Linked DNA regions of Homo sapiens: region 2 is linked to region 1. Evidence: read pairs that join two places in POLR2A ChIA-PET (ENCODE). Cell type or tissue: CD4-positive, alpha-beta T cell. All regions are shown on one strand. Links, peaks and the distances in the headings refer to the core of each region. The heading gives the core; the rest is flanking DNA.

Evidence for each region. ChIA-PET counts read pairs that join two places held together with the same protein. Peaks named below come from ENCODE experiments on the same cell type or tissue, not always from the same donor. Only the 100,000 strongest peaks of a DNase experiment are listed, where the experiment ranks them.
Region 2: POLR2A ChIA-PET joins it to region 1 with 7 read pairs; 3 of 35 experiments call an interaction of 5 or more read pairs at or near these places.

What each region holds. Positions count from the first base shown.
Region 1 is chr9:105,119,841-105,135,353 of GRCh38, forward strand. It overlaps LOC105376197 (a long non-coding RNA gene), which reads left to right. Exons shown (of 4, transcript XR_930205.3): 3 at 14,941-15,086. Among named protein-coding and RNA genes, the nearest start is that of SLC44A1, 120 kb to the right of the region's middle. In CD4-positive, alpha-beta T cell, for the core only: no CTCF peak of the experiment used is centred there; a DNase peak (open chromatin) is centred at 8,181; H3K4me3 peaks cover 746 bases.
Region 2 is chr9:104,941,171-104,956,683 of GRCh38, forward strand. No RefSeq gene overlaps it. Among named protein-coding and RNA genes, the nearest start is that of ABCA1, 21 kb to the left of the region's middle. In CD4-positive, alpha-beta T cell, for the core only: no CTCF peak of the experiment used is centred there; no DNase peak of the experiment used is centred there.

The sequences.
Region 1 (15,513 bases), core at 4,569-12,568:
AACACCTGACCTCAGTTGAGCAGCCTGCCTCGGCCTCCCAAAGTGCTGGGATTATAGGCATGAGCCACTGTGCCTGGCTGGCAAGATTTTAACTTCTCTGAGTCCAGTGTCTTCATCAATAAAGTGAGGATAATGACGCCCAGAATTATTATGGGAATAAAATAACATGAGGTATGTAAAGCACCAATAAAGTAGATACTTGGTGGTTGGTAGCTCCTTTTTATCACTTTTTTCCCTCCAAGACCTCCTAAGGGAAACAATTGTGATGCAATGGGAAAGACATGAGATTAGAGTTTGAGAAACTAAGGTTCTAGTTCAACTACTAATGAGCTGTGTGACTTTGGGCAAATTACTCAGTCTCCCTGGGCTTCACTTTCTCCCACTGAAAAATCTTAGATTAAATAATCCCTAAGGGCCCCTCTATCTCTGACTTTCAATATTAATTATAATTACTATCAGGAAACAGTTGCTGTGTGCCAGGCATGTTGATCAGCAATGCACATGTATTATCTTATCAAGTATTATTATCTTTACTTTACAAGTGAAGAAAATGAGGTCTATAGGGGCTTAAGAACTTTTCCCAGACTGTATAGCTAGTAAGGACAGGCCAGGAGGTGTTTGCTCTGACTTACATGTTTAAAGAAAAAAAACAAAAAACAAAAAAACAAAACTAATTAACCTAGCCCCAGGGTTCTAAGTCTTTGTACTAAACGGGTAATAAAATCAAACCACTCTGCAGGTTCTAGGTCAGGTTTAAATGGCTACCAATTCATGAAACTGTAACTGGGGATTCAGGCCTGAGGAATACTAATCACTTGTCGCAGAGTGAAACAGGCCCAACAGAGGAGACGCTCATATCAGAAGGTGAGAAAAAGGTGCTGCAAATGGTCATTCCTGAGACTTTCAATCAGGGCACCAAGAAGGCATTGTGGTGGGGACCCAGAGAGCTATGAAAACTGGCAGCTGTCAATCAAGTGGGCAAGCAGAAGCAGTCCACAGCTAGGGATCAGTACAAGCAAGGATGGCAGAGGCCTCTCTGCAGTGAAACATGGGCTCAAGCAGAGATGCAGGCCATTTGAACTACACCACTCTGGAGTGAGTAGGGAAGAGGGAAAGCTGTGACTTGGCAGCCAACTGCTATCCCTGGGGACATAAGCCCCTAGTCTGACTGGCAACAATACAACTCAGGAAGGCGTATCAAAGCCCAGCAGTCATGACCAGGCCAGGGAGCCCAGGGCTGAAGAACTGAACTGTTGCTAAGCCCTATATCAGTTGTCTATTGTTCCATTTTAAACCATCCCAAAACTTGATGGTTTAAAGCAACAAAGATGGCCAGGCATGGTGGCTCACACCTGTAATCCCAGCACTTTGAGAAGCTGAGGCGGGTGGATCACTTGAGGTCAGGAGTTCGAGACCAGCCTGGCCAACATGGTGAAACCCCGTCTCTACTAAAAATACCAAAATTAGCCGGGCATGGTGGTGCATGCCTGTAATCCCAGCTACTCGAGAGGCTGAGGCAGGACAATCACTTGAACCCAGGAGGCGGAGGTTACAGTGAACTAAGATTGTGCCACTGCACTCCAACCTGGGCAACAGAGAAAGACTCTGTCTCCGAAAAATAAATAAATAAAAATAAAACAACCAAGATGTGTTATTTGTCACAATTTTGTGGGTTGGCTGGGCTCAGATGGACAGTTCTTCAGTAATGCCAGCTGGGTTCACGCACGTGACTACATTTAGCTAGGAACTCAGTGGGATTTGAACATCAAAAATGGCTTCACTCTCATGTCTGGCAGTTGGTGCTGGCTACTGTAAGAATTAAAGAAAGACGAAAGAAACACGAAAGGTGGTTTGACAGTTAAGGACAGGTTTATTTTAGAGAAAACAAACCTGAGAGGAGCTTCTGGCCAAGTTAGGTCAGAGACACAGTCTTACAGACTGAGTATTTAAGGATTCAGGGCAGGAGAGTTTATCAGAGGCTTGGACTGCTTCTGTGTCTCTTTGTTGTGCTTATCTGGGAGGGAGAGTTTTGTGTATGTTCCCATACATCTTCCTGCACCTGCAGGCATACCCCTGAGTCTGCTTTTAGCTTCCCTATCTTAGTGCACCTGAAGGGAAAGGAATGTGCTTATTAAGGCCCACTGTTTTACTGGGACCCATTGTATGAGGGTGAAGCTTAGCTTGGCACTTACCCAAGAGACTTCCCCCTAACCTCCCTCTGTGCCCTAGCTGGTCTTATCTGTGTTTTACTGTCTGCTCTTTTTCGCTGCTTGTTGTTAGAAGAGAAGTGATTTCCTTGAAATGCATAAGGCTAGAAAGGGAGCTGGAACTTAAAGTGGCAGTGTTTGTCAGAGATGACAGTGCTCCTGCTCTGTCAGCTACCATCTGGGACACTTCGGTTGTCTGCCACATGGTCTTTTATCCTCCAGGGCCTTTTTCTACATGGTCTTTCCACCAGGATAGCCTGGCCATCTTTACATGGCAGGTGGCTTCCAAGAGAGCAAAATCGGAATTAGGTCAATAGACAAAGAATCAGCTGGATTTATTTATACTAGCAATGAATGCTTTGAAACTGAAATTTTAAAACCAGTACCACTAACAGTTCCAAAACATGAACTACTTAGGCATAAGCTAATCTACAAAACACTAACGAAAGAAATTTTAAGAGGTAAATAAATGGATACTCCATGTTCATAGATTGGAAGACTGGATGTTGTTAACACAACAGGTCTACCCAAATTGATCTGTAGATTTATGGAAATCCAGACAGTACCCTCATCAAGGGGGCAAATTGTTATAGATACTTACGAGCTGATTCTTAAAAAGGCAAAGGAACTAGAATAGCCAAACCAACTTTGAAAAATAAGAACAGCAAGTAAGTGGTTAAACAAATAGACACTACTGAGCAATACGAATAATTGAAAGACTAAGTACACAACTTGAATGAATCACAAAGTCATTCATTATTCTAAGTGAAATAAGCTAGAAGACTCAATTATTATTAATTATTATTATTATTATTTTTGAGACAGAGTTTCACTCTTGTTGCCCAGGCTGGAGTGCAATGGCATGATCTCGGCTCACTGCAACCTCTGCCTCCTGGGTTCAAGAGATTCTCCTGCCTCAGCTTCCCAAGCAGCTGGAATTACAGGCATCCACCACCACGCCTGGCTAATTTTTTTTTTTCAGATGGAGTCTCACTCTGTTGCCCAGGCTGGAGTACAGTGCTGCAATCTCGGCTCACGGCAACCTCTGCCACCCAGGTTTAAGTGATTCTTATGCCTCAGCCTCCTGAGTAGCTGGGATTACAGGTGCCTGCCACCAAAAATTAGCTGGGTGTGGTGGCACGTGCCTGTAATCCCAGCTACTCAGAAGGCTGAGGCAGGAGAATCGCTTGAACCAGGGAGTTGGAGGTTGCAGTGAGCTGAGATCACACCACTGCACTCCAACCTGGCAACAGACTGAGACTCCGTCTCCAAAAAAAAAAAATTGTATTTTTAGTAGAGACCGGGTTTCACCATGTTGGCCAGCTAGTCTCAAACTCCTGACCCCCTGATCTGCCCACCTCGGCCTTCCAAAGTGCTGGGATTACAGGCGTGAGCCACTGGACCCAGCCTCCAGCTAATTTTTTGTTTTTTAGTAGAGAGGGGTTTCACCATGTTGGCCAGGCTGGTCTCAAACTCCTAACCTCAGGTGATCCACCCGCCTTGGCTTCCCAGAGTGCTGGGATTACAGGCATGATCCATCGAGCCCGGCCAACATTTATACACTATATGATTCCATTTATATGTCATTCTGGAAGAAGCAAAAATATAAGTACTTTCTATAATCAGGACCATGTGGCTGGGCACAGTGGCTCATGCCTGTAATCCCAGCACTTTGGGAGGCCGAGGCAGGCGGATCACTTGAGATCAGGAGTTCAAGACTAGCCTGGCCAACATGGTAAAACCCCGTCTCTACTAAAAATACAAAAAATTAGCCGGTGTAGTGGCATGCACCTGTAGTCCCAGCTACTCAGGAGGCTGAGGCAGGAGAATTGCTTGAACTCGGGAGGCAGAGGTTTCAGTGAGCCAAGATAACGCCACTGCACTCCAGCCTGGGCAACAGAGCAAGACTCCAACTCAAAAAAAAAAAAAAAGGTCATGTGATATTGAGTATAAGATAGATAGAGAGGCCACCGTGCCCGGCCCAGTGTCTTTAATAGAGCAAAAAAGAGACCTATACACATAATGGTCAATTGATTTTTGACAAAGGTGCAAAGGCAACTAAATAAAAAAGTGATAGACTTTTTGACAAATGGTGCTGGAACAATTGGACATAAATATGCAAAAACATGAATCTCGACCTACAACTCACACCTTATACAAAATTTTTAAAAATGCATTACAGATCTAAATGTAAAAGGTAGAATTAGAAAACTTTTAGAGGAAAATATAGGAGAAAATTTTAATAATCTTGGATTAGGCAAGGAGTTTTTAGTAGGACAACAAAAGCACACTGTGAATAAGTTAGACTTAACATTTTTTGCTCTATTAAAGACACTGGGCCAGACACGGTGGCTCACGCCTGTAATCCCAGCACTTTGGGAGGCTGACACAGGTGGATCACTTAAGATCAGGAGTGTGAGACCAGCCTGCCCAACATGGTGAAATCCTGTCTCTACTAAAAATACAAAAATTAGCTGGATATGGTGGCACATGCCTGTAGTCCCAGCTACTTGGGAGGCTGAGGCAGGAGAATTGCTTGAACCTGAGAGGCAGAGGTTGCAGTAAGCCGAGATCACACCACTGCACTCTAGCCTGGGTGACAGAGCGAGACTCCATCTCAAAAAAAAAAAGACATTCTAGAGAACACAAAAATATAGAGGTATAGAATAGATCAGTAGTTGCCAGGGGTTAAGGATTGACAGAAGGTTTGACTACAAAGAGGTTACATAAGGGAATTTCAGGGAATGAGATCACCATTTATATTCTGGTTGTGTAAGTAGTTACACAACTCTATGTATGTGTCAAAATCACAAAATTATACAATAAAAGAGTAAATTTTACTGTGTTGAAATTTAAAAATAGGACAGGCGCGGTGGCTCATGCCTGTAATCCTAGCACTTTGGGAGGCCAAGGCGGGTGGATCACCTGAGGTCAAGAATTTAAGACCAGCCTGGACAACATGGAGAAACCCCATCTCTACTAAAAATGCAAAAATTAGCCAGGCGTGGTGGCAGGGGCCCATAATCCCACCTCTTGGGAGGCTGAGGCAGGAGAATCGTTTGGACCCAAGGGGCAGAGGTTGCAGTGAGCTGAGATCACGCCACTTCACTCCAGCCTGGGTGAAAGAGCGAAACTCCATCTCAAAGAAAGAAAGAAAGAAAGAAAAAATTAAAAATAAATAACATATAAAACTCAGCCATAAAAAAATCTAGTCAGGCCCGGCGCGGTGGCTCACACCTGTAATCCCAGCACTTTGGGAGGCTGAGGTGGGTGGATCACAAGGTCAGGAGTTCAAGACCAGCCTGGCCAACATGGTGAAACTCTGTCTCTACTAAAAATACAAAAATTAGCTGGGCATGGTGGTGCATGCCTGTAATCCTAGCTACTCCAGAGGTTGAGGCAAGGGAATAGATTGAACCAAGACCTGGGAGGTAGAGGTTGCAGTGAGCCAAGAACGCACACTGCACTCCAGCCTGGGCTACAGAGCGAGACTCCATCTCAAAAAAAAAAAAAAAAAAAAAAAAAATCTAGTCAACATTCCTCCAGACCCACCCTGGAGTGGACACCAAGTATCATCCTCATAGCAAACAATTTTTTTTAAATGTTCAACCTCCTCATTAATTTAAAAATGATAATTTAATCAAAGCAATACCATTTGCCTCCCCATTATATAGATTGCAAAACTTGTAATAATACCCAGTATTGGCAAAGGTATGATAAAGTGGGTACAATCAAATGCAACGAGTTGGCATGTGAATTGGTACAGCCGTTTTGGAAGGCAATATGGCAACATGTATCAAAAAGCCTTAAGTGTTCTTACTTCTTGGAAAAATAAAGCCACTTCTAGGACTCAGTCGTCATGAAATAATCAGAGATTCTGATGAGGAACATTATCTTTTCTGCATTGAAATACTGTCTCCCTCATTACAGGGATAGACGTGCAGCGGGTCCCAAATAAATGCTGCTAACTTTCTGGATGGCAACTAACTTCTATACAACATCTTGCTTCCAGCCAGGAGTCTGGTTGGAAGAGAAGCCTTCTACCTCCTGGGCCTCTTTGGTCAGGATGCTGCCTTCTGTGTATCTTTCATTGTGAATGACTAAAGTGACAATTATATGCCCAATGATTTCATAAGCAATACCTCTTACCATGCCCACAGAGAGAGTAGGGGTTCTTTTTCCAGACTGAGTACCTCGTAAAAAAACAAACCCAGGAGACCAGATGAGATAGAATCAAAGAGGCAAGAAAGTCAGTTCAGTAGATGCTGAGAACTGCTGGGAAATCCAGGGAATTCAGGCTGCAAGGCTGTCCAGGCTGAGCCCAGGCTACACTGACAGACTCAGACAAAAGCTGATTTCTAAGGAGACCTGTGAATTCAGGAAGATAGCTCAGCTTGGCTCAACATTCAAGAGAGAAGAGAAACATCCTGCTCAGCAGCCAGAGAAAAAAGGGCTTAGCTGAGAAATGCCAGGCACTAGCTTTTGAATCATTGGGAAAACATGGTCACTTTAAGATGAAGAAAGACCCTGACACAGGACTGAGGGTCTAGGCCTTGTCCTCAAGCCCCACCTGCAATCCCCATCTGCTCATAACAGCTATTCTCTTTGTCCTCAGCTATGTTTTGTTTTTTTTTTCTTTTTTTTTTTTTGAGACGGAGTCTCGCTCTGTCACCCAGGCTGGAGTGCGCTGGCACGATCTCGGCTCACTGCAAGCTCCCGCCTCCTGGGTTCACGCCATTCTCCTGCCTCAGCCTCCCGAGTAGCTGGGACTACAGGCGCCCGCCACCACGCCCGCTAATTTTTTGTATTTTTAGTAGAGACGGGGTTTCACCGTGTTAGCCAGGACGCTCTCGATCTCCTGACCTCGTGATCCGCCTGCCTCGGCCTCCCAAAGTGCTGGGATTACAGGCGTGAGCCACCGCGCCCAGCCGGTTCTCAGCTAATATTTTATTAATTCCTTTGCCCTATGCTGTTATATGGACACTGTAAATCCTCGTCCCAATCCTGGCTGTTTAGACAACCGCCTCTGCTCTGGCTATGGTGCTCCAGAGACCTCAGTCCTGATGTCTGGGCTCTCTCCTCTGTCCGCAGGCTCTCAGGCCCCACTCTATCCAGCATCTACTTCCCCTGCACATGCACACACACACCTCTCACTCCCTTAGTGGTTATAATAGGCACTGTGAGGGCTTAGTCCATGAGACTAAGTGATTAAGGAAGCAAGGAATCTTTTCATATTATTATCTCAAGTTGGAGAACTTTTTTTTTTTTTTGAGATGGAGTCTCACTCTGTCACCAGGCTGGAATGCAGTGGCGCAATCTCGGCTCACTGCAAGCTCCGCTTCCCGAGTTCATGCAATTCTCCTGCCTCAGCCTCCCAAGTAGCTGGGAATACAGGCATGTGCCACCATGCCCAGCTAATTTTTGTATTTTTAGTAGAGACGGGGTTTCACCATGTTGGCCAGGATGGTCTCGATCTCATAACCTCGTGATCCACCCACCTCGGCCTCCCAAAGTATTGGAGATTACAGGCGTGAGCCACTGCACCTGGCAAAATGGAGAACATTTAATTCAGTACGCTGACTCTAACAAGTGACCATTTCTAACACTGAGTGAGCACTCACTGTCTTCTAGGCGCTGTGCCAAGTACTCTACATGCATTATGAATTATTACAATTTAATCCACACAGCAACTCTGTGAGGTGGGAACTGGTACCATCATGATTAACATACTCATTTTGCACATAAGGAATGGTGGGCTCAGAAAGGTTAACCAATGTTCCCCGGACAATGGGGTTAATAAACAAACCAAAGCCATAACTTTGAACTCTTTCATTTAGCAAGTGTTAACAGAGTTCCCCCTATGTGTCAGACACTACTCCGCTAGGCACAGGCACTAGGCTATATTGGTAGACAAGACAGACTTAGCCACCACCTTCAGGAAACCCAGTATCTAGCAGATTAGGTAAACCTCAGGCCTCTACAGCTGCCCTAATTGGCCTCAGAGCCAGGATTCCAACTCATGTTTTCTACAACAAAGCTCAAACAATAACCACAACACTTCCTGCCTCTCTCTTACCGGAAATAGTGTCTCTGTGAGAAACTTGAAGTCTTGGAAGTTCTCAGGCTGAAGTCAAGCTGCATACCTGTATGACCTGACGTTGATGTTGAATTAAGTGCTGTGAATCAGGCTACTGGACACACGGAACCTTTTTTAATACTTTGCTCAAATGTCACTTTCTCAAAATGCTTTTCTAACTACTTGCCTCTTATCAGCATGGCTAACCCATCTTTCCCTGCTCGCTTTTTCATCATGCGTATAATCTTCTTTTATAATGTATTATTTATTTTATTATTATGCCTATTGCTTAGCATGTGCTTACTTGCACTTTTTTTTTTTTTTCTTGAGACAGAGTCTCGCTCTGTCGCCCAGGCTGGAGTGCAGTGGTGTGATCTTGGCTCTCTGCAACCTCTGCTGCCTGGGTTCCTCAGCCTCCCGAGTAGCTGGGATTACAGGCCTGCACTACCAGGCCCAGCTAATATTTGGATTTTTAGTAAGAACGGGGTTTCACCATGTTGGCCAGGCTAGTCTCGAACTCCTGACCTCAAGTGATCTGCCGGCCTCAGCCTCCCAAGGTGCTGGGATTATAGATGTGAACCACCATGCCCAGCCCTTTGCACTTTAATATAAAGTTCCCCCAAGGGCAGGGAATCCCTATCTGTTTTGTTCACTGATGTATCCCAGGGCCTAGACAGAGTCTGGCACACAAAAAGTACTCAGTAATTAATTTTTGTGTGAAACAATAAAGGTGAAGAGCATGTACGGGGTTAGCAGACAGATGGTGCTAATTAGGAATAAAGGATAGGGAAGGAAAACTGAGCTGGGAACTGAGGATAGAAGGGAACGGGGCAGTCAAGAGAGGTGTGCTGCAAGAACTGGAAGGGAGGGACCACACAAGCCCCAGCCTGAAAAACAGAAGACCCTGCAGGCGGTGGAGTGTTTATTCTTCTCTGTGCTCAGAAGCATGTCAGACATGTGAGAGCCAGGAAGCCAGGGTTGATCAGGAACTGTATGGCCTCCTGCACTCTGCAAGAATCCCAGGGAGTCAGGGGGTCAAACGAACAGTCAGGGATTGGGGATCAAAGCAGGCAAAGCTGAAATCCAGGAAGTCTGAGAGAGTAAGATAATGCTACCCATCCACCAAAACACAGAGAAGAGCCTAATCCTGGGGCAGCAACAGTGGAAACTAAGGTTTCTGTCAAGTTTTCTCCCAGGAGGTGTGTAGTCCATAGGGCTGCAGGAGTGGGCAGGGAAGAGAGTATGGTTAGTGGTAAGCTACAGCTGGAGAGAGCTGATTGTGCATTATCTCCTCCCAGATTCATGTTTAGTGTCTTCACATCTGTAGCTTGAAATTGGCCATGGCAGAAGTATTTACACCATGGAAATTGGCAAATGCTATATAAGTCAGGGATTGTTCGCTTGCTTGTTGGGCAGCTGGTTGTTAAATACTTACCAGCACACTGCTGGCATAGTTTACTATAGAACTGAGGCTGCGGGAAGAACTCTGTTCTTGGCTGAAAAAAGAAGGCACTAGAATTGCAGGTAGGTACTTAGGCTAAGGTGTACCCCATGGAAAGACACCTATGCCCTTGGGTAACTGCAGACAGAGCAAAGAGCCAAACTTAATAGATCCCTTCCCAGGGGTTCTTCTGTTCACTATAGAATTTACATGGGGATTCTTTCTCTTAAGTTTGGAAGCCAGAGACTCATTTGAATCCATTTATTCATTCGTTTGACAGGTACAAATAGAGGATCTGCCATGTTGCAGGTTAGTAGCTAGACCATAGAGAAGACAGACTTGTTCCTGCCCTCATGGAATGTGTTGCCTAGCACAGAAGTCTACAAATCATGGCCTAAGGGCCAAATGTAGCTCAGGACCTCTTTCAGTAAACAGTCCTCAAGTTAAGGATGGTTTTTACATTGTTAAAGGGTTGTGAGGAAGAACAAAAGGAAGGAGGAGGAAGATGAGGAGGAGGAGGAGAAAGAGGAGTGAGAGAGACCATGGGTGGTCTACAAAGCTTAAAATATTTCCTATCTAGGCCTTTACAAAAAAAGTTTGCCAACTCTTGGTGTAGCAAACTAGACAAACCTTACTCCTTTACAGCCACCCTAATTGGCCATTAAAAGAACAACGTTTGGCCAGGCACGGTGGCTCATGCCTGTAATCCCAGCACTTTGGGAAGCCGAGGCGGGTGAATCACCTGAGGTCAGGAGTTTGAGACCAGCCTGGCCAACACGGTGAAACCCTGTCTCCACTAAAAATACAAAAAAATTAGCCAGGCATGGTGGCAGGCACCTGTAATCCAGCTACTCAGGAGGCTGAGGCAGGAGAATCACTTGAACCTGGGAGGCAGAGGTTGCAGTGAGCCAAGATTGCACTCCAGCCTGGGTGACAAGAGCAAAACTCTATCTCAAAAAAAATAAAAAAAAAAGCAATGTTCGGGCCAGGACTTACCTGAGGAAAGGACCAGGAGTAGGTCAGGTGACACTAACACAAAGAATGAGGCAGCCGGGTGCGGTGGCTCACACCTGTAACCCCAGCACTTTGGGAGGCCGAGGCGGGCAGACCACTTAAGGTCAGGAGTTCAAGACCAGCCTGGCCAACATGGCAAAACTCCATCTCTACTAAAAATACAAAAATTAGCCGGGCGTGGTGGCAGGTGCCTGTAATCCCAGCTACTCAGGAGTCTCAGGCAGGAGAATTGCTTGAACCTGGGAGGTGGAGGTTGCAGTGAGCTGAGATCATACCACTGCACTTTAGCATGGGCAAAAAAAGAATGAGGCTGGACATCTCCTGGGTTATAACTGAGTAACCAACTAGAAATATGTGTTTGCAAGTATTTGACTGTGTGGACCACAGCATGAGACTGAGGTCTAAAAGTTGAGTTCCAGGAGAGGGAAGGTCAGGGGTTAGTCCAGGAACACAGGAGGGAACAAAGTCAGAGGACCCTTACTGGAGTCAGTAATGAAGGTAGAGAACAATAGCAACAGCAAACACTTCTAGAATGCCTGCTGCGTACCACGTGCTGTTACAAGCACATTACTCATATTAACACATCTAATTCTCCTAATAGCCCTATGAAGTTGGTCCTGTTATTATTCCTGTTTGACAGATGAGGAAACTGAGGCACAGGTAACAAAGTCTTTTGCCACCAGTGACACAGCTACTAAGTAGTAGAGCCAGGATTTGAGACCAGGTAGTATGATTTCAGGATCCATATTCTTAACCACTACACTCCACTGCAATACACTACAGACAGACTGGTGAGGGAAGGTAGGAAAGCAGGTCTTTTTATTTCTAGTTAAGTCTTTTGCTGGGCCCTGTGTCTGTGATTTGTTCCGGAGTAGAGAAGGGACTCTGTGCTTTCTCAAAAGAAGCAATTTCAAAACATGAGACTCTAAGGAGCAGGTCTGATAAACTGCACTTGAACCCAGAGGATGACCAGAGAAAAGCAGGGTACCAACCACAGTCAGGCCACCATGCATATTTCCCCAATCCTGTGACAAACAGGACTGAGCCTGCTCTGTGCCAGGCTCTGTCCTGGATGCTGCAGGGACAGAGATGAGACAGACTCAGCCTCGAGGGGCGGCAGCCATGAGTAAACAGGCTATGCTTAGTAGAGTCTGGATTAAGACCCACACAGCACCCATGGGGGCTCCGTGGAGAAAGCAGCTCCAATCCCAAGGGAGCTGCACCTATAAGCTCGAAGCCAGGTGCCAGGGAGGGATGTGGAGCATGGCCTGATCAGCATCACTTGGATGAAATTCCCTTCAGAATAGGTGACAAAAAGAAAGGGCTCCATAGACAAGTCAAGGGACCACTGGAGAGCCCAATAAACATCAATATGCAGAAGAGAGAAGCAACAGTATAAATCCCAAAGTAAATGCTAAGTCTAAAGCCAGATAAAAGGCCAAGCAGGTGTTAGCAATGGCATGGCGGGCATCTGGGAAGGCCAGATCAGTAGCAGAGGCCAGAGCCAAGCAAGCAGAAATGGAACAGAGTGACCCAGACATGTTTGTCTGGGTCTTTATGCTACACCGCCTTCCCTACCTCACAGCTTTATTCTTGATTTATCTCCCACAGCTGACTCTCTGCCAGCCTTGTGCATCAGGAACTTATTAACACTGGTGCCTTCTAGAACTGGGGAAGATCCATCCAGAGTTAGGCTTTTTTTTTTCGAGAGAATCTTGCTCTGTCACCCAGGCTGGAGTGTAGTGGCATGATCTCAGCTTACTGCAACCTCCACCTCCCAGATTCAAGTGATTCTCCTGCCTCAGCCTCCCAAGGAGGTGGGACTACAGGTGCCGCCACCATGCTGGCTAGTTTTTTTTATTTTTAGTAGACACAGGGTCCATGTTGGCCAGGCCAGTCTCAAACTCCTGACCTCAGGTGATCTGCCTGCCTCAGCTTCCCAAAGTGCTGGGATTACAGGCGTGAGCCACCGTGTACAGCAAGAGTTAGGTATTTTCTGCTAACGTTCCTCCTACCTCCTCTTCCCCGCCAGCCAGCTGACTTTCCCAAGATGAGCTAATGGCCTTCCTTTAAAAGAAATAGTGTCAGGCTCCTTTTCTAACTCACATTTTTCCCTAGCATCATTCCATCCAGAGCTTAAGGTTGCTGGTGACCTGGTGGTGTTGGTGACTTCACCATTCTCCCTCTGGGAAATGAAGTGACTCAACAGTCACAAACGCAAAGATAACAGTGCCATCAGCGGTTCCTTGCAGAGCAAAGAAATGCCAGGGTTATTAGGTGTCTGAATAAAGCTGAAGGTCCTGAGGTTAACATAGCAAGAAAAAATGACAGTGTAGAGTTGCAGGCTATTCCAACAATTATCAAGTTCCCAGGAGCAACTCTTAATAAAGGCTTCCTGACTGTTGTGGCAATAGGAAGGGCAGTGTGCTAGACTACAGTTATTCCTTCCTGATTTCCAACATACCAATTTACATGCCTGTGGATGCAGTTGCTGGTATGCTATCATATTGGACATCTATAGGATTATTCGCCCCAAACCCTCTCCTCCTAGAAACTACTCACCCCACCCCTGTCCACACGGCGTGTTCGTTTATTTATTTATTTATTGAGATGGATTTTCACTCGTGTTGCCCAGGCTGGAGTGCAATGGCACGATCTTGACTCACCCCAGCCTCCGCCTCCCAGGTTCAAGCGATTCTCCTGCCTCAGCCTCCGGAGTAGCTAGGATTACAGGCATGCACTATCACACCCAGCTAATTGTGTATTTTTAGTAGAGACAGGGTTTCTCCATGCTGGTCAGGCTGGTCTTGAACTCCCAAACTCAGGTGATCTGTCTGCCTCAGCCTCCCAAAGTGCTGGGATTACAGGCACGAGCCACCACGCCTGGCCCACATGGCGTGTTCTTATCTGGTCTTGTCTTCTCTTTCCATGTTTGATTAGTTAAGTTTGGGTAGTTGACTCAAGGTGGGCCAATCAGAACCTTGCTTGGGATTCATCCCTACTAGAATAAAAGAATCAGTCTCCCTTTGGTGGTGGAAGTTGAAAGATGTAAACTTCAGGAGCTTTTAATAGCCGCATATACAACCATGAGAAGAAGGGCTATTTGCAGTTAGAGAAGGTGAAAGGGTAAAAAGAAGCAGAGGCTAGGGAGGTAAAAAAGAGCTATTGGCAGCATCCAAGTCTCGGGATCCAGTTGTTCCTGAGACCAAGTTGCAGCCATGCTTCCTGCAGTTTGGTTTGCAGGTATGATAAGCTACACCTGATTGTTTATTGGATTCCATGAGCAAGTACATTTGCGTTTTTTGCCTAAGCTGCTTCCAGCCTGAGATTCTTCTACTTGGTGATAAAGTGTCAGAGTCAATCTGCACTTCTGATGACACTATATGGTGGCATAAAAAAAGTAAAGTTCTCCAGAAGGGCCCCCTGGGAACTCCTAACTTTGCTATCATTGTCAGGGTATGATTAAAGAGGGTGTCAGTATGCAGTGGCAGGCTGTCCCCACCGCAGGCCGAACACACCAAACCCAACACAAGAGGAACAAGACAGCCACCATCTTCTGTATCTTTATCTACACTGGGCCTCTGCTTGCTCTAGCATCTCTCTAGCTTTTCATTTGTTCAGCCACTCCAACTGATGTCTAGTTGGTCTGTTTCTCTAGACTCTAACTTCCCGATTCATTCCTTGCTATTTCTCCCCTTTTAACATGCCCTCCAGGTATTCAATTCCAGTGTCAGAGGCGTGTGAACCAGAGCAACTCCATCTTAAATAAGAGCTGGGTGAAATGAGGCTGAAACCTACTGGGCTGCATTCACAGACGGTTAAGGCATTCTAAGTCACAGGATGAGATAGGAGGTCACACAAAATACAGGACATAAAGACCTGGCTGATAAAACAGGTTGCAGTAAAGGAGCCAGCCAAAACCCACCAAAACCAAAATGGCGTCAAGAGTGACCTCTGGTCATCCTCACTGCTACACTCCCACCAGCGCCATGACAGTTTATAAATGCCATGGCAATGTCAGGAAGTTACCCTATATGGTCTAAAAAGGGGAGGTATGAATAATCCACCCCTTGTTTAGCATATCATAAAAAAAAACCATAAAAATGGACAACCAGTAGTCCTCGGGGCTACTCTGTCTATGGGGTAGCCATTCTTTTATTCCTTTACTGTCTTAATAAACTTGCTTTCACTTTGCTCTGCAGACTTGCCCTGACTTCTTTCTTGCGTGAGATCCAAGAACCCTCTCCTGAGCTCTGGATGCGGACCCCTTTTCTGGTAACACCAGCAACCTAGGCAGCCAGCAACCTAAGTTTTGCCTCTGCCAGTCAGCATCAAGGGCTGAGCCTAGGTAAGCCCAGTGAATCAGTCAATGATAAATGGTATGGTATAGTCTAGAAATGCCATCAAAGGTCAGGAAAAGGAAAAATCAGTGTGGGGTACAAATGGCCTTGAATTTGGAGAGGTAGAAAGGACATTCTGGTCTGAAAAACATGAACAAAGACACTGAAGCAGCAAAGAGCATAGGGACAAAAGGAATGGAAAGAAAAAGTAAGCCTGGCTGGAGTGGCATGTTATCAGAAAGGAACCAGCATTAGGTAAATCTGAGAGATAAAAGGGGGTTAGATTACACAGCATCTTAAAAATCAGACAGAGGAGGTTAGACTTCATTTATAGGCAGATATTACAGTAGATTTTTGATCAGAAAAATTATACGAGGAATATGATACTTTAGCCATGCATTTCTTACACAGGATGAGAGAGAGAATATCTCCCTG
Region 2 (15,513 bases), core at 2,616-10,615, 180 kb before region 1:
GCTGGGATTATAGGCATAAGCCACCGCACCCAGCCCCAAGAATTGCATCTTTTCTTAAAGACTGTCACCCTGAGTTTCTACTTTTGCTAGTTTGCATCTGATTTTTTTAGGCACATGCTTATGATTGTAACTGAACACAACTTGAATCACAAAGCGAAGAAAGACATTACAACCTCTAACAAAAACAACAGTACTCCTCGAAAATCTCACCCTTCACAAGTATCAAAGGCATAGTAAATTCAGCAGGGAAGAGTCAAAGAGGTCAGAAGCAACACTCTCTGTTGGTAACTAAAAATGAGACCAAAGATTACATCCAAACCCATAAGAGCCTGAAGTTTGACCCAAGTCCCTTTGTTTATTGAATGGAACCCTGTAGATAAACAAAGGAAGCAAAATGAAAAACACTTACCACCCCTTCACTGGGGGTGCACAATAAGACAAAAGCATTCCCAAATGAATCTTCAATGTGTGGGAGAGAAAGAGTTTTGAGTGACCTAAGATTGAATGAGATAATAGCACCTTATGTTTCTGTGAAATATTTGTCACCTTATATTTCTAGGAAATGACCAGTGTGTCATTCAAAAATGTAATACAATGAAAACGAAGTTTGAAGTTTCACACTCCTCATTTTCTTAAAACCATGCAAAGGCAAACAGAGATGTGATACTATGAGATTTCAAGGAAACTGCAGAGTCATAGTAATTTGATTCTAAAAACAGATGCTTGACAAGAAGTTATATTTAAATCAACCATCAATCTATCAGGACATAATTTCTGAAGTCAGTAATAAATAACCTTTCCATTTCATCCTCCCAATCACCATATGCATATAATTATGCTTTATGCTAAACAAGGTACATTATTTGATTTTTTTGTTGTTGCTGTTTTTTTTTGGTTTTTTGGGGGAATTTTTTCGGTTTTTTTGAGACAGAGTTTTGCTCGTTGCCCAGGCTGGAGTGCAATGGCGGGATCTCAGCTCAACACAACCTTCACCTCCTGGGTTCAAGCAATTCTCCTGCCTCAGCCTCCCGAGTAGCTGGGATTACAGGCATGTACCACCACACCCGGCTAATTTTGTATTTTTAGTAGAGACGGGGTTTCTGCATGTTGGTCAGGCTGGTCGTGAACTCCCAACCTCAGTTGATCCGCCCACCTTGGCCTCCCAAAGTGCTGGGATTACAGGCGTGAGCCACTGCGCCTGGCCTTTTTTTTTTTTTTTTTTTTTTTTTTTGAGATGGAGTGTCGCTCTGTGGCCAGGCTGGAGGGCAGTGGCATGATCTCGGCTCACTGCAACCTCTGTCTCCCAAGTTCAAGTGATTCTCCTGCCTCAGCCTCCTGAGTAGCTGGGATTACAGGTGCCTGCCACCATGCCCGGTTAATTTTTGTAGTTTTAAAAGAGACGGGGTTTCACCACGTTAGCTAAACTGGTCTCAAACTCCTGACCTCAAGTGATCCTTTCCTCAGCGTCCCAAAGTGCTGGGATTATAGGCGTTAGCCACCGCGCACAGCTGAATTTACATTTAAAATATCAAAAGCAATGCCTCAAAAATGTGGAAGAGTGTTTGTAACCCACACATACTGGAGGGTAAAAATTTAAGCCATGGAAATAATATTGTTGATCTCAGCAGTCCAAAAAATATGCAGCTAAATGCTCTCTTTTGTAGTGTATTTTGGCAGGCAATTTTGGAGGACAGGGTACAAGATATTTGAATAAGTCTGTTTTGATCCAGGAAAATTTTAACATGGTCTAAAATGCGAACCTTCAAGCTTTACATGAGTTTTTGTAAAAATTAAAATCAATTTTTAAAATAGATCAGTAATACATGCTCATAATCAAATGTCCAGACATAACAAAAGTAGAAAGACTATGAAAAAGATACAAAGAAGAAAATGAGAATCATTATAAACCCACTTCCCAGAGATAATTCTGTCCATTGTACCTTCTTCTAGAAATTGTTTCTAAACAAGTTTATTCCATATATATTGTTTGTAATCTATTATTTTCACTACATTATAGTGGACAGTTTTTCATGTAAACAAATACAGATTTTATCATCATTTTAAATGAATGTATAATATTTCACTGTACCTATGTATCACAACTTGAAAACAAATTCCTACAGATAGACATTTTGGTGTTTTGTTTTGTTTTTGGGACAGGGGTCTCACTATGTTGCCCAGGCTGGCCTGAAACTCCTGGACTCAAGTGTTCCTCTCACCTCACCCTCCCGAGTAGCTGGGACTACAGGTGCACACCACTTTACCTGGCTGGTTGTACCTCTTTTTTATAGTCATTTAAAAAATGCAGCCATGATCATCTTTGTATTCTCTTTGCACACGTACACAAAGTTTTTTGTTTTGTTTTGTTTTTTTTTTTTTTTTTTTTTTTGAGACGGATTCTCACTCTGTTGCCCAGGCTGGAGTGCGGTGGCACGATCTCAGTTCACTACAACCTCTGCCTCCCAGGTTCAAGTGATTCTCCTGCCTCAGCCTCCCGAGTAGCTCGGACTACAGGCATGCGCCACCATGCCCGGCTAATTTTTGTATTTTCAGTAGAGACAGGGTTGCCCAATGTTGGCCAGGCTGGTCTCAAACTCCTGACCTCAGGTGATCGTCCACCTCGGCCTCCCAAAGTGCTGAGATTACAGGCGTGAACCACCGTGCCCGGCCCCCAAAGATTCTTTAGCATAGTTTTGCAAAACTGGGATTGCTGAATAATAGAACAGACAAACTTTCCGTATTTATAGCAAAATTGCCCACCATAAAACTTGGTATCAATGTGTACTCTCACAAACAAGGTGTTAGAATGCCCAGGCTTTTTCTTTTTTCATTTTAAGAGAGTAAAAATGACTTTTTTTCTTTTGGTATACAGTTCTATGAATCTAAACACATGTATAGATTTGTGTTACCATGACCATAATTAGGATACAGATCCATTTCATCTCCCAAAAAAATTCCCTTGCATGTTCTTTATAGCCACACCCTCTCCACACACCTAAACCCCTGGCAACCGCTGATCTATTCTCTGTCCCCATAATTTTGTCGTTTCAATAATGTTATATAAATGGAATCCTAGAGTATGAAATCCTTCAGACTGACTTCTTTTACTCAGCATAATGCTTTTGAGATTTATCCATATTTGTTGCATGCATCAATGGTTCTGGGGTTTTTAATATTATTATTATTATTGCTAAGTAGTATTTCATTACATGGATGTTGCACAGTTGGTTTATCCATTCACACATTAAAGGACATTTTCTCTCAGTTTTTGGCAGTTATGAATAGAGCTGCTATAAAGATTCACTTACAAGTTTTTTGTGTGCAAGTATAAATTTTCCTTTTCCTAGCATAAATACCCAGGAGTGAGATTGCTGAGTCATATGGTAAGCGCATGTTTAACTTTACAAGAAACAGCTAAACTGTTCTCCAGGGTGGCTGTACCATTTTGTTTTCTCATCAGCGATGTCTGAGGGTTCCAATTGCTCCATATCCTTTTGAGCACTTGATATTTTCAGTATTTTTTACTTTAGCCATCCTAATAGATATATATTGGTATGAGTAAGCCTAGTTTTTCATCCCTTTTCAACAGTCTTATCAGTCTTTAACTTATGCCTACTATATATATATATATATATATATATATATATATATATATATAAAATGTATTATTGTTTTGATTTATATTTTCTTTGATTAAACTGAAAAATAATATGGATTAAATAAAAATAAAGATTAAACATCTTTTCATGTTTATCGGTGTTTAAAATCCAATGTTTATTCTTTCCTTATTTATCTGTTAAAAGCTCTTGTTAAACCAAGTGTTTCAACTTTCTGACTGTTACATGTGTTGCAAATATTTTTACCAGATTGCAATCTTATTTTAATCTGTAAATCTTTTCCTTTAGGGCGTCTGGCTTTGCTGTTTACAGATTCTTTCTCCATTTCAAGATGATAGAAATATTCAACTTCAAATTTCTTCAAGCACTTGCATAAATTATTAAGCATTTGACTTTATTGGTACCAGTCCCCTCCACCCAAGTCCAATGAGGGGAGACTCAGAAATGGGTTAAAGGTCACGGCAGTCAGCTGTACTTACTGTTTGATAATGAAAACTTTTTTCAAAAAGTGTTTCCTTGTCAGCAGGGATGATTTTATATAACCACATCAAAACATTTAGTAAAATATTCTGCTGAGATTTAAAGTAAAAAGTCAGAGATACAGCAGGGGTAGTAGGGACATTGTTCTAATTCTTTGTGGGAAGGATGGGGTGGGGGTGAGGAGAGACTCCCTGGTGAAACTTTGCTAAGAATTAGATCTCTTTAGGCCAGGCGCGGTGGTTCAGGCCTATAATCTCAGCGCTTTGGGAGGCCGAGGCGGACGGATCACTTGAGGTCAGGAGCTTGAGACCAGCTTGGTGAACATGGCAAAACATGGTCTGTAATAAAAGTACAAAAATTAGCTGGGCATGGTGGTGCATGCCTGTAGTCCCAATTACTTGGGAGGCTGAGGCTGGAGAATCACTTGAACCCAGGAGGCGGAGCTTGCAGTGAGCCAAGATCACACCACTGCACTCCAGCCTGGGGGACAGAGCGAGACACCATCTCAAAAAAAAAAAGAGTTACAACTAATTACAGATTTTGCCTTTGCTACAAGTGTAGCTCAAATCTCCCCCTAAACAGTTGCTGGCATAGTCAAGTATACCTGGGTCAGTACCTCAGAGCCCTTGACTTGATTTTTTCTCCTTCTTTATCATGAGGCTTACCATCTCCTGCTGCAATGAATTAATATCCAAGCATTTGCTTTGTAGAACATCCTTACAGACACCTTTCTCACGTGTAGTGTTTCCACACTGGGTTCTTTTCCTTCGTGTTGTTTACTCTCTTGCATATTAATTTTTTCTCTTTTCTGTAGCTTGCTTCTCTGGCTCTCCTCAACACCAATCCCAGTCATGGAGCCTCTTCCTCTGCCTTTATCCTGAAGATCACTTTTAGGGAAGCCTCTGCTTAGTTCACGCCATTCTCCTGCCTCAGCCTCCTGAGTAGCTGGGACTACAGGGGCCTGCCACCACGCCCGGCTAATTTTTTGTATTTTTTTTTTTTTAGTAGAGACAGAGTTTCACCGTGTTAGCCAGGATGGTCTTGATCTCCTGACCTCGTGATCGGCCCACCTCTGCCTCCTAAAGTGCTGGGATTACAGGTGTGAGCCACCACGCCAGGCCAATTAGTTGTAACTCTTTAGTAAAATCTAAGAGTTTTTATATTTAGTAAATATTTATATTTACTAAATTTATATTTAGTAAAATATAAGACAAACTAATGGTTTGTCTATATGTTATACATAAATTATAAATAAATTATTCCCAAAGGCATTCCTTTTTTTTTTTTTTTTTTTTCCGGAGATGGAGTTTCACTCTTGTTGCCCAGGCTGGAGTGCAATGGCGCAGTCTCAGCTCACTGCAATCTCCAAGGCCTCCTGGGTTCAAGCAATTCCCCTGCCTCAGGCTCCCAAGTAGCTGGGATTACAGGCGCCTGCCACTACGCCCGGCTAATATTTGTATTTGTAGTAGAGATGGGGTTTCACCATGTTGGCCAGGCTGGTCTTGAACTCCTGAACTCAAGTGATCCATTTGCCTCAGCCTCCCAAAGTGCTGGGATTATAAGCGTGAGCCACTGCGCCCAGCTTTTAAGGCATTCCATTTTTAAAGATTGTTTAAGAATCCCGGATGTTCGTCATTTATGTCAAAAATTCCAAGTTCCTGTCATATCTAAGATGGAAACAAAAATCATATCCTCTCACAAGTTCTACCTGCATACCTGCCTACCTAGCAGAATGGAAACAGAGGATTCCATGATACGGCTGAAAATAAAGATGTTACCAGCGTATATGTTATCATCATCACTATCTTTAGAATGGTTGCTTAATTCGTATTTTAGTATCATCATTGTCAAATAGTGAAATGTTTATAAAATGTCAACAATTGATCCACAAGCCACAATAAGTGAAAGTAATGAGAAAATTATCAGGATAATTAGAGCCAAAAATAAGTTCTTTATATAAGCTTGAAGACAGAATCTCTGAATGCCCATAATTATCTATCTGATGATGTTAACAATTGCTTTAGGCATTTTTTTTTCAGTAAACATTTACGGGGTACCACCCATGTCCCATACACCGTGCTAGGTCCTACCCATGCTTTGAAGTAGCTCTCAGCTTAGAAGAGGGAGAAAGCAAGTAAGAATTAACATTACATGAAACAAGCTATGAAGAAGGTAGAAGCCAGGAACTGAGGAAGCACAAATGAGCGACGACTCAGCCTGAAAGGTCTGAGAAAGTTTCAAAGAGGAGTTGACAACTCAGCTGAGGATTTCTTTTTTTTCTTTTTTTTCTTTTTTTTGTTTTTTTTTTTTGAGGCAGAGTCTAGCTCTGTCGCCCAGGCTGGAGTGCAGAGGCGCAATCTTGGCTCACTGCAACCTCCGCCTCCCAGGTTCAAGCAATTCTCCTGCCTCAGCCTCCCGAGTAGCTGTGGGATTACAGGCATGTGCCATCACGCCCAGCTAATTTTGTATTTTTAGTAGAGACAGGGGTTTCTCCATGTTGGTCAGGCTGGTCTCCAACTCCCGACCTCAGGTGATCTACCCACCTCGGCCTCCCAAAGTGCTGGGATTACAGGCGTGAGCCAGCGTGCCTGGCCCTGAGCTGAGGATTTCTCCAGCATACATTTATGCCTTTACCCATTCAAAGGTTAGAAGAGCTTTCCAGGGCAGATGGGTAAAGGCATAAAAGCACAGGGAGTAGAGCAAAATAAGGTGGGTGCAGGCAAAGTCGCTTACTGGGTCTGGAGCCCAGGAAAGTCGCTCAGTAGGAAGTGGCATCAGTGAGGTAGGCAGGAAAGTCGCTCAGTAGGAAGTGGCATCAGTGAGGTAGGAAGGCTGTCCCAGGCCAGCTCAGAAAGGGCTGAGGAGCCATGCCAGAAGGCCTGGATTCACTGTGTCCCCTTCCCTTCTATTTTAGCCTAAAATAGGCTTATAATGAAAGAGGTCCCTATCTTCATTTGTCAAGTGAACCAAAACATCCTTGCTCTTGAGACAGTATAGTAGGTAAGTGTGAACACTCTGAAACCATGTGATCTGGTTTTAAATCCCAGCCTTGACTCTTGAGTAGCTGAATGACCGTGGTCAAGTTATTTACTGTCTCTGTACCTCAGTTTTATCATTTATAAAATGAGGGTAACAATAGTACTGCCCCATAGGTCTGTGGTAAGAATTCATGAGTCAATAGAGTCATGCATTGCTTAACTACAAATATATTCTAAGAAATGAGTCCTTAGGTGACTCTGTCGTCATGCAAACATCATAAAATAAACTTACACAAACCTAGATGGTATAGGATACCACATCCCTATACCTAGGAACAATATAGCCTATTGTTCCTAGGCTACGTAACCATATAGCATGTTACTGTACTGAATACAGTAGGCAATTGTAATACAGTGGTATTTGTGTATCTAAACATAGAAAAGGTACATTAAGAATATAGTATAAAAGATTTTTTTTTTTTTTGAGATGGAGTCTTGCTCTGTGGCCCAGGCTGGAGCGCAGTGGTGTGATCTCAGCTCACTGCAAGCTCCGCCTCCTGGGTTCATGCCATTCTCCTGCCTCAGCCTCCCGAGTAGCTGGGACTACAGGCGCCCACCACCACACCCAGCTAATCTTTTGTATTTTTAGTAGAGACGGGGTTTCACCGTGTTAGCCAGGATGGTCTCGATCTCCTGAGCTCGTGATCCGCCTGCCTCAGCCTCCCAAAGTGCTGGGATTACAGGCGTGAGCCGCCGCGCCTGGCCTAAAAGATTTTTTAAATGGCACGCCTGTATAGGAAACTTACCATGAATGGAGCTTTCAGGACTGGAAGTTGCTCTGGGTGAGTCAGTGAGTGATGAGTGAATGTGAAGGCCTAGGATGTCACTGTACACTACTGTAGAGTTTATTAACACTGTAGAGTTACACTACATGTTTATAAAAAAATTCTTTAATACTAAATCTTAGCTCACTGTAACTTTTTAATTTTATAAACATTTTAAATTTTCAAACTTATTTATTTATTATTGTTTTTTGCTCAGGCTGGAGTGCAGTGGCGCTATCTCGGCTCACTGCAACCTCTGCCTCCCAGGTTCAAGCAATTCTCCCACCTCAGCTTCCTGAGTAGCTGGGATTACAGGCACACACCACCACGACCGGCTAATTTTTTGTATTTAGTAGCGACGGGGTCTCACCATGTCAGCCAGGCTGGTCTCAAACTCCTGACCTCAAGTGATCCGCCCGCCTTGGCCTCCCAAAGTGCTGGGATTACAGGCGTGAGCCACCGTGCCCAGCTTTTATTATTATTCTTTGAGGCGGGGTCACCTAGGCCGAAATGCAGTGGTACAATTATAGCTCACTGCAGCTTCAACCTCTTGAGTTCAAGCAATCCCCTCACCTCAGTCTCCTGAGTAGCTAGGACTATAGGTATGTACCACCACGCATGGATAATTTTGTTTATTTTTTGTAGAGACGAGGTCTCACCACGTTGTTCAGGCTGGTCTCGAACTTTGGACTCAAGCTATCCTCCGTCCTCGGTCTCCCAAAGTGCTGGGATTACGGGCATGAGCCACTACACCCCACCTGATTCATTCATAATAACACTTAGCTTAAAACAAATACATCGTACAACTGTACAAACATTTTCTTTCTGGCCGGGCACGATGGCTTACAACCGTAATCCCAGCACTTTGGGAGGCCGAGGAGGGTGGATCACCTGAGGTCAGGAGTTCAAGACAAGCCTGGCCAATATGATGAAACCCCATCTCTACTAAAAAGACAAAAGTTAGTTGGGTGTGGTGATGGGCGCCTGTAATCCCAGCTACTTGGGAGGTTGAGGCATGAGAATTACTTGAACCTGGGAATCAGAGGTTGCACTGAGCCAAGATTGTGCCACTGCACTCCAGCCCAGGTGATGGAGCGAGACTCTGTCTCAAAAAACAAACAAACAAACAAACAAAACATTGTCTTTCTTTATATCCTTATTCTATGAGCTTTTTTCTATTAAAAAAATTGTTTTAACTGATTAAACTTTGTTGTTAAAAACTAATATGTTAAAAACACACATATTAGCCTAGGCCTACACAGGGTCAGGATCATCACTATCATAGACTTCCACCTCACATCTTGTCCCACTGGAAGGTCTTCAAGGGCAGTAACATGCATGGAGCTTTCATCTCCTGTGATAACAATGCCTTTCTTCTGGAATACCTCCTGAAGGACCTGTCTAAGCCTGTTTTACAGTTAACTTTCTTTTTTCTTTTTAAATAAGTAGGAGTATACTCTAAAAAATAAAAAGTATAGTAAACACATAAACCAGTAACATACTGTTTATCATTACCAAGTATTCTGTACTATACATACTTTTATTTGTTAGGCTTTTTTTTTTTTTTAAAACCGGGTCTCACTCTCTCTCCAGGTTGGAGTGCAGTGGCACCATCATGGCTCACTGCAGACTCAACCTCCTGGGCTTAAGTGATCCTCCTGCCTCAGCCTCCTGAGTAGCTGGGACCAAAGGCATGCGCCACCATGCCTGGCTAATTTGTTCTTGTATTTTTTGTAGAGACAGGCTCTCACTATGTTGCCCCGGCTGGTCTTGAACTTCTGGGCTCAAGCAATCGGCCTGCCTTGGCCTCCCACCGTACTGGGATTACAGGCATGAGCCACTGTGCCCAGCCCGTCCTAGACTTCTATAGGCATGGCAGCACAGTAGGTTTGTTTACAGCAGCATCACATTACTTATTACACGTGAGTAATGCATCTTGCTACATATGTCACTAGGCAATAGGAATTTTTGTAATCTTATGGGGTCACCATCATACATTCTGTCAGTGGTGACCTAAACATCTTATGTGTCACATAACTGTACATGTAGAAGTACTTGGAATGTAGCTGATGAGTAATCAGCATTCAATAAATATTAGATCTTATTGTTATTGGATGGTATTAGCATGTTCAGAAATTAATAATGTGCTTTTGTAAGTTTCTTTTTCATCATGTGTATTTCCACTGGCCTCCTATTAGGCCACATGTGATTTTTGTTTGCTTTTCACAGCCTTGCCCAACCCCCCACCCAGGACAAGATCCTTCCTTAAAAATTACTTCTGAAGGGCCAGGTGCGGTGGCTCAGGCCACTCCAGCCCGGGCGACAGAGCGAGGACTCCATCTCAAAAAAAAAAAAAATACAAAAGTACAAAAAATTAGCCAGGCATGGTGGCATGCGCCTGTAATCCCAGCTACTTGGGAGGCTGAGGCAGGAGAATCGCTTGATCCCAGAAGGTGGAGGTTGCAGTGAGCCGAGATCATGCCACTGCACTTTGCCTGGGTGATAGAGCAAGGCTCTTGTCTCAAAAAAAAAAAAAATTACTTCTGAAGCAGAGCAGCATGCTGCTGTTGTCAGGTTGGTCTTGTGTGATCTCTGTCCAGCCTGGCTGCTAATAAAAAATGAATGTTTAGTTCACAGCCAGTTCAGCTGTGCTACCCAGGGTACCGCCTAGGCAGGGGAAGTCTCAGCCCAGGGCACCTGGATTATGACACTGTGAAGATAGACTTTCCATTCTAGAAAACGGGATACTTCCACTGGAGGCATTCCATTTAACTCTCTGAAACAGCAATCTGCCAACTCTGTGGGGAGTAAAAATAATTTTTAAAAGTGTCCGTTATTAAGCGTGGGAGAGAATTCCGTGCCCAGGCAGGGAATAAGTGGACAGTTAAAAGGGGCACTTTCAAGTTTCTTCCAAACTAATCACAAATAGGTGCAGTTAGTTGCCAGTTTGGCAAACTGTGTTTTATGGTCAGATTGATGATCTAGAATGACTTCTGCAAAGGTATGGTGGTTCAAGGACAGTAGAACACCAATTTAAGAGTTGTCTTTTTTTTTTTTTTTTTTTTTCTGAGAAGGAGTCTGGCTCTGTTGCTCAGGCTGGAGTGCATTCTCTGGCTGGAGTGCAGTGGCACAATCTCGGTTCACCACGCCTGGCCAAGAGTTGTGTCTTGCACATTTAAGATAAAGTCCCAATGTGGACATTCATGCAAAAGCTGGGACTACCACTCCTCCTTTTTGTATTTTTAGTAGAGACAGGGTTTCACCATCTTGGCCAGGCTGGTCTTGAACTCCTGACCTCGGGTGATCTACCTGCCTTGGCCTCCCAAAGTGCTGGGATTACAGGTGTGAGCCACCACACCTGGCCCTTCCTGGACCATTCAATGTTTATGGGAGAAGAAACAATGTGCCAATCTTTATTCGACTAAAGGTTTGTTTCAGTGTCCTTAACTGTAGAACTTAGATGCCCAGAATGAGGAAAATCACATCCTGCTACAACTCGTGGTCCCAGAATGTACAGATACGAATCTGAGGAACAATTTATAAAATAATTTCATTTATTCTATATGAAGAGGGGAGCCTTAAAGACTGTATGAAACTTGAGAGCTATGAATTGCTAATAAAAAGCAGAATCTCTAACCTCTCCCTTAGCTCTTTGGGGATTTTCTTTGCTTTCCTGAGTTAACTTATAGCTATTGCCTGTCAACTCCCTTCCAAGAACATTACCCATCACCTTCTGTGGTCTATATATAAAATCTTGGCTTCCATTCTTTCCTAAGACAATTTCCCATGAGGATATCTGTGGTTAATTGTGTGTGTGTGTGTGTGTGTGTGTGTGTGTGTGTGCTGGTAGCAGCTTTACAGATCAACACTTCGGTAAAACTAGAAAAACACCCTCACCATGCACTATCTAGTCATAATGTCTTTATCTCACATCCAAAAGGCACCTTCTCTGGGGAGAACCACAATGTCAAGATTTCAAGCTGGCCAAGCCCAAGACAGACAGTCATGGATCAGCTGGTTATCAGGTACCTCTGGGGATATCTGAATGCTTCCTGTCTACACCTATAAATGGCTATAGGAATCCTGAACACTAGGTTTGTCTGAAAGTTGGACCAGACATAGCAAGAAGTATTGCTAACTGGAATTCACAAGGGTAGCTGCTTAGTGAGTCAGTGTATCAGAGGAAAGGGAGTTACATATCACTCCTCTGAGAAATACCTTTGACAGAAATACCTATCATTATTTATGACTTGGATTCCAGGATACACAAAGAAGGGATGGGGGACAGAGTGTTTGCAGATGGAAGAAATAACACTGCTTCAGAGTTGAATGTTCAATTCTTCTCTGACACCAATCAATATGTGATTTGATTGCCATAGTTAGTGCTAATGTTTATTCAGTGACAATCTAGGAGAGGTTTCTACCTGAAGAAAGGAAAAAAAGTATATATACTTTTACACTTTTATAAAAATGTAAATACACACACATATACATATATATATGAATATGTACTTATTCACCTTATTAAATAATTCAGATTCCTTTGTTGTCAATAATCAATTGGAAAATCTGTTCTGGGTCCAGTTAGTACATTATTTTATTTTACTTTTATTTTTCGAGATGGAGTCTTGCTCTGTCACCCAGGCTGGAGCTCAGCGGTCTGATCTCGGCTCACTACGACCTCTGCTTCCCAGGTTCAAGTGATTCTCCCACTTCAGCCTTCCGAGTAGCTGGGATTACAGGCGCCTGCCACAACTCGCGGCTAATTTTTGTATTCTTAGTAGAGACGGGGTTTCACCATGTTGGCCAGGCTGGGCTCGAGCTCCTGACCTCAAGTGATCTGCCCACCTCGGTCTCTCAAAGTGCTGGGATTATAGGCATGAGCCACTTTGCCCGGCGGTACATTATTTTAATTCCTTCCTCACACATTCAGCAAGCGTTTGGAGATCCTGTATGTGTCAGGCACTGCGTTAGACACTTGGGAAACACAAATGAGTAGGGCAAAGTTCTAGCCCTCAGGGAATTTGAGAAAGCCAAACATCTGAAGGAAAATCTTAGCACAATATTAGAATCTTTAGCACATAGGATCTTTGCTTATTTGGTATTCCAATAAATCACTGAATAAATAGATTTCATAGTCTTTATAGGCACATAATAGGTACAAGACAAAAATATTCCTTAATTACATGAGTCTAATTATAGTATCTTTTGGCCACTATTCACTATCATCCTGCATGGGCATGGGGTGTGGTTAAATACTTAGCAGTAACAGTAAGCATTCTTCAGGTTCATTCACATAGCAATAATGAATAAATAATACAGATAGGCCGGGCATGGTGGCTAATGCCTGTAATCCCAGCACTTTGGGAGGCCGAGGCCGGTGGATCACAAGGTCAGGAGTTCGAGACCAGCCTGACCAACATGGTGAAACCCCGTCTCTACTAAAAATACAAAAATTAGCTGGGCGTGGTGGCATAGGCCTATAATTCCAGCTACTCAGGAGGCTGAGGCAGGAGAATCTCTTGAACCCGGGAGGCAGAGGTTGCAGTGAGCTGAGATCGTGCCACTGCACTCCAGCCTGGGCGACAGGGCGAGACTCCGTCTCAAAATAAATAAATAAATAAATAATAAAAATAATAATACAGATAGAAGTGGAGCTGCTCTGCTTGAAGTGTGAGTAGAGAATGGTCCCAGACACCTTCTGATTCAATCTCCTCTCTCACACACAGCAATCCCTAAGAAATGCCCTAGGGTTCCACAAGGCACTGTTTGAAAACTATGTGCTGAGTAGGTATCCAAAATTCCCTCCAGCTCTGAAGGTCTGTATGGATGATGTTTAATCACTTCATTGATAACTGAGTAATCCTGGATTCATAACTTCACTTCTTAGGCTCTCAGTGGGCCAACTTGCAGGCACAATGCCCATTTGCCCCTCCAGACTGTGAGCTCCTTTTCTTTACAGACTGGGTTTATTCAACCTTGTTTCCCCAATTCTTAACACAAAGCCTGGCAAGAAGTAAATAACAAGAGTGAACATGGAATGAATAAACAAATGTGCCTGAGAAGAAATAGGATTCCCCTAGGGGAAGACACTTAGAATTGTGGCGGCAGTAGTGTATGCTCTGATCACCTCCTAGCTGCCTACTTTCCTGGACACGCACACACACCTTACCCTTATTCTGGTCAAGAGGACAGCAGCTCTAGTGTAGAATGCTCTGTGTGAGTCTCTATTATTGATAACTGTGTTCTGGGGCTCCTTCCTATGGCAAGCACTTATTATTTAAACCTAAGGAAGATTACCTATTCTTATTCCATCCTCCGTTTATTCCCTGCCTTTTCTCCTTCTCCCTTAAGCTCAAAGTAGACACTCAATACGTGTTGGTGCCTTCCCCTATTCTCCACGTGATGAGATCTTTAAACTTTCCCCAAGTTGGTCAGGCTCCTCTGGGTCAGCTCCAGTTGGGGAACATCTTTCCTAAAGTCAGATACCTGGTTCCATCAACAGTGCTACTATGGGCGTAACCACTAGAAAGTACAGCTGAATGGGCATTTCCATCTGACAAGGATACTATTCTTATCCTCATCAGGATAAGGAACCTGTTTTATACAATTGACTCACATTGTGTTTGAAATTGACTAAAATGTTCTGGTCTTCAGAAAGTCAATTCTCCCTTATCCTATACTTATGCATTTTCAAAAACACAGGTTTAACAATTTACATTTCACCGGGTGGCTCAAGCCTGTAATCCCAGCACTTTGGGAGGCCAAGGCAGGCGGATCACTTGAAGTCAAGAGTTTGAGACCAGCCTGGCCAACATGGTGAAACCCCGTCTCTACTAAAAACACAAAAATTAGCGGGGCGTGGCGGCGCGAGCCTATAATCCCAGCTACTCGGGAGGCTGAGGCAGGAGAATCGTTTGAGTCCAGGAGGTGGAGGTTGCAGTGAGTCGCAATTGCACCAATGCACTCCAGCCTAGGCGACAGAGCAAGACGCCATCTCAAAAAAAAAAAAAAGAGTTTACATTTGTCTTCACCCTTCACCTAAAATCATTGGTTACTTTTTGGATGCTGTTGCAACCTGAAATTTTTTTTTCTTAAAAAAATATTGCCAAGCGTATTGGTTCATGCCTGTAATCCCAGCACTTTGGGAGGCCGAGGCAGGCAGATCACTTGAGGTCAGGAGTTCGACACCACCCTGGCCAACATGGTGAAACCCCATGATGAAATATAAAAATTAGTTGGGCATGGTGGCATGCACCTGTAATCCCAGCTTCTTGAGAGGCTGAGGCAGGAGAATCATCTGAACATGGGAGGCAGAGGTTGCAATGAGCCGAGATCAAGCCATTGCACTCCAGCCTGGGTGACAGAGTAAGACTCCATCTCAAAAATATATATATATGGCCGGGTGGGGTGGCTCACACCTGTAATCCCAGCACTTTGAGATGCTGAGGCAGGTGGATCACCTGAGGTCAGGAGTTCGAGACCAGCCTGACCAACATGGTGAAACCCCATCTCTACTTAAAAAATACAAAATTAGCCAGGTGTGGTGGCACATGCCTGTAATCCTAGCTACTTGGGAGGCTGAGGCAGGACAATTGCTTGAACCTGGGAGGC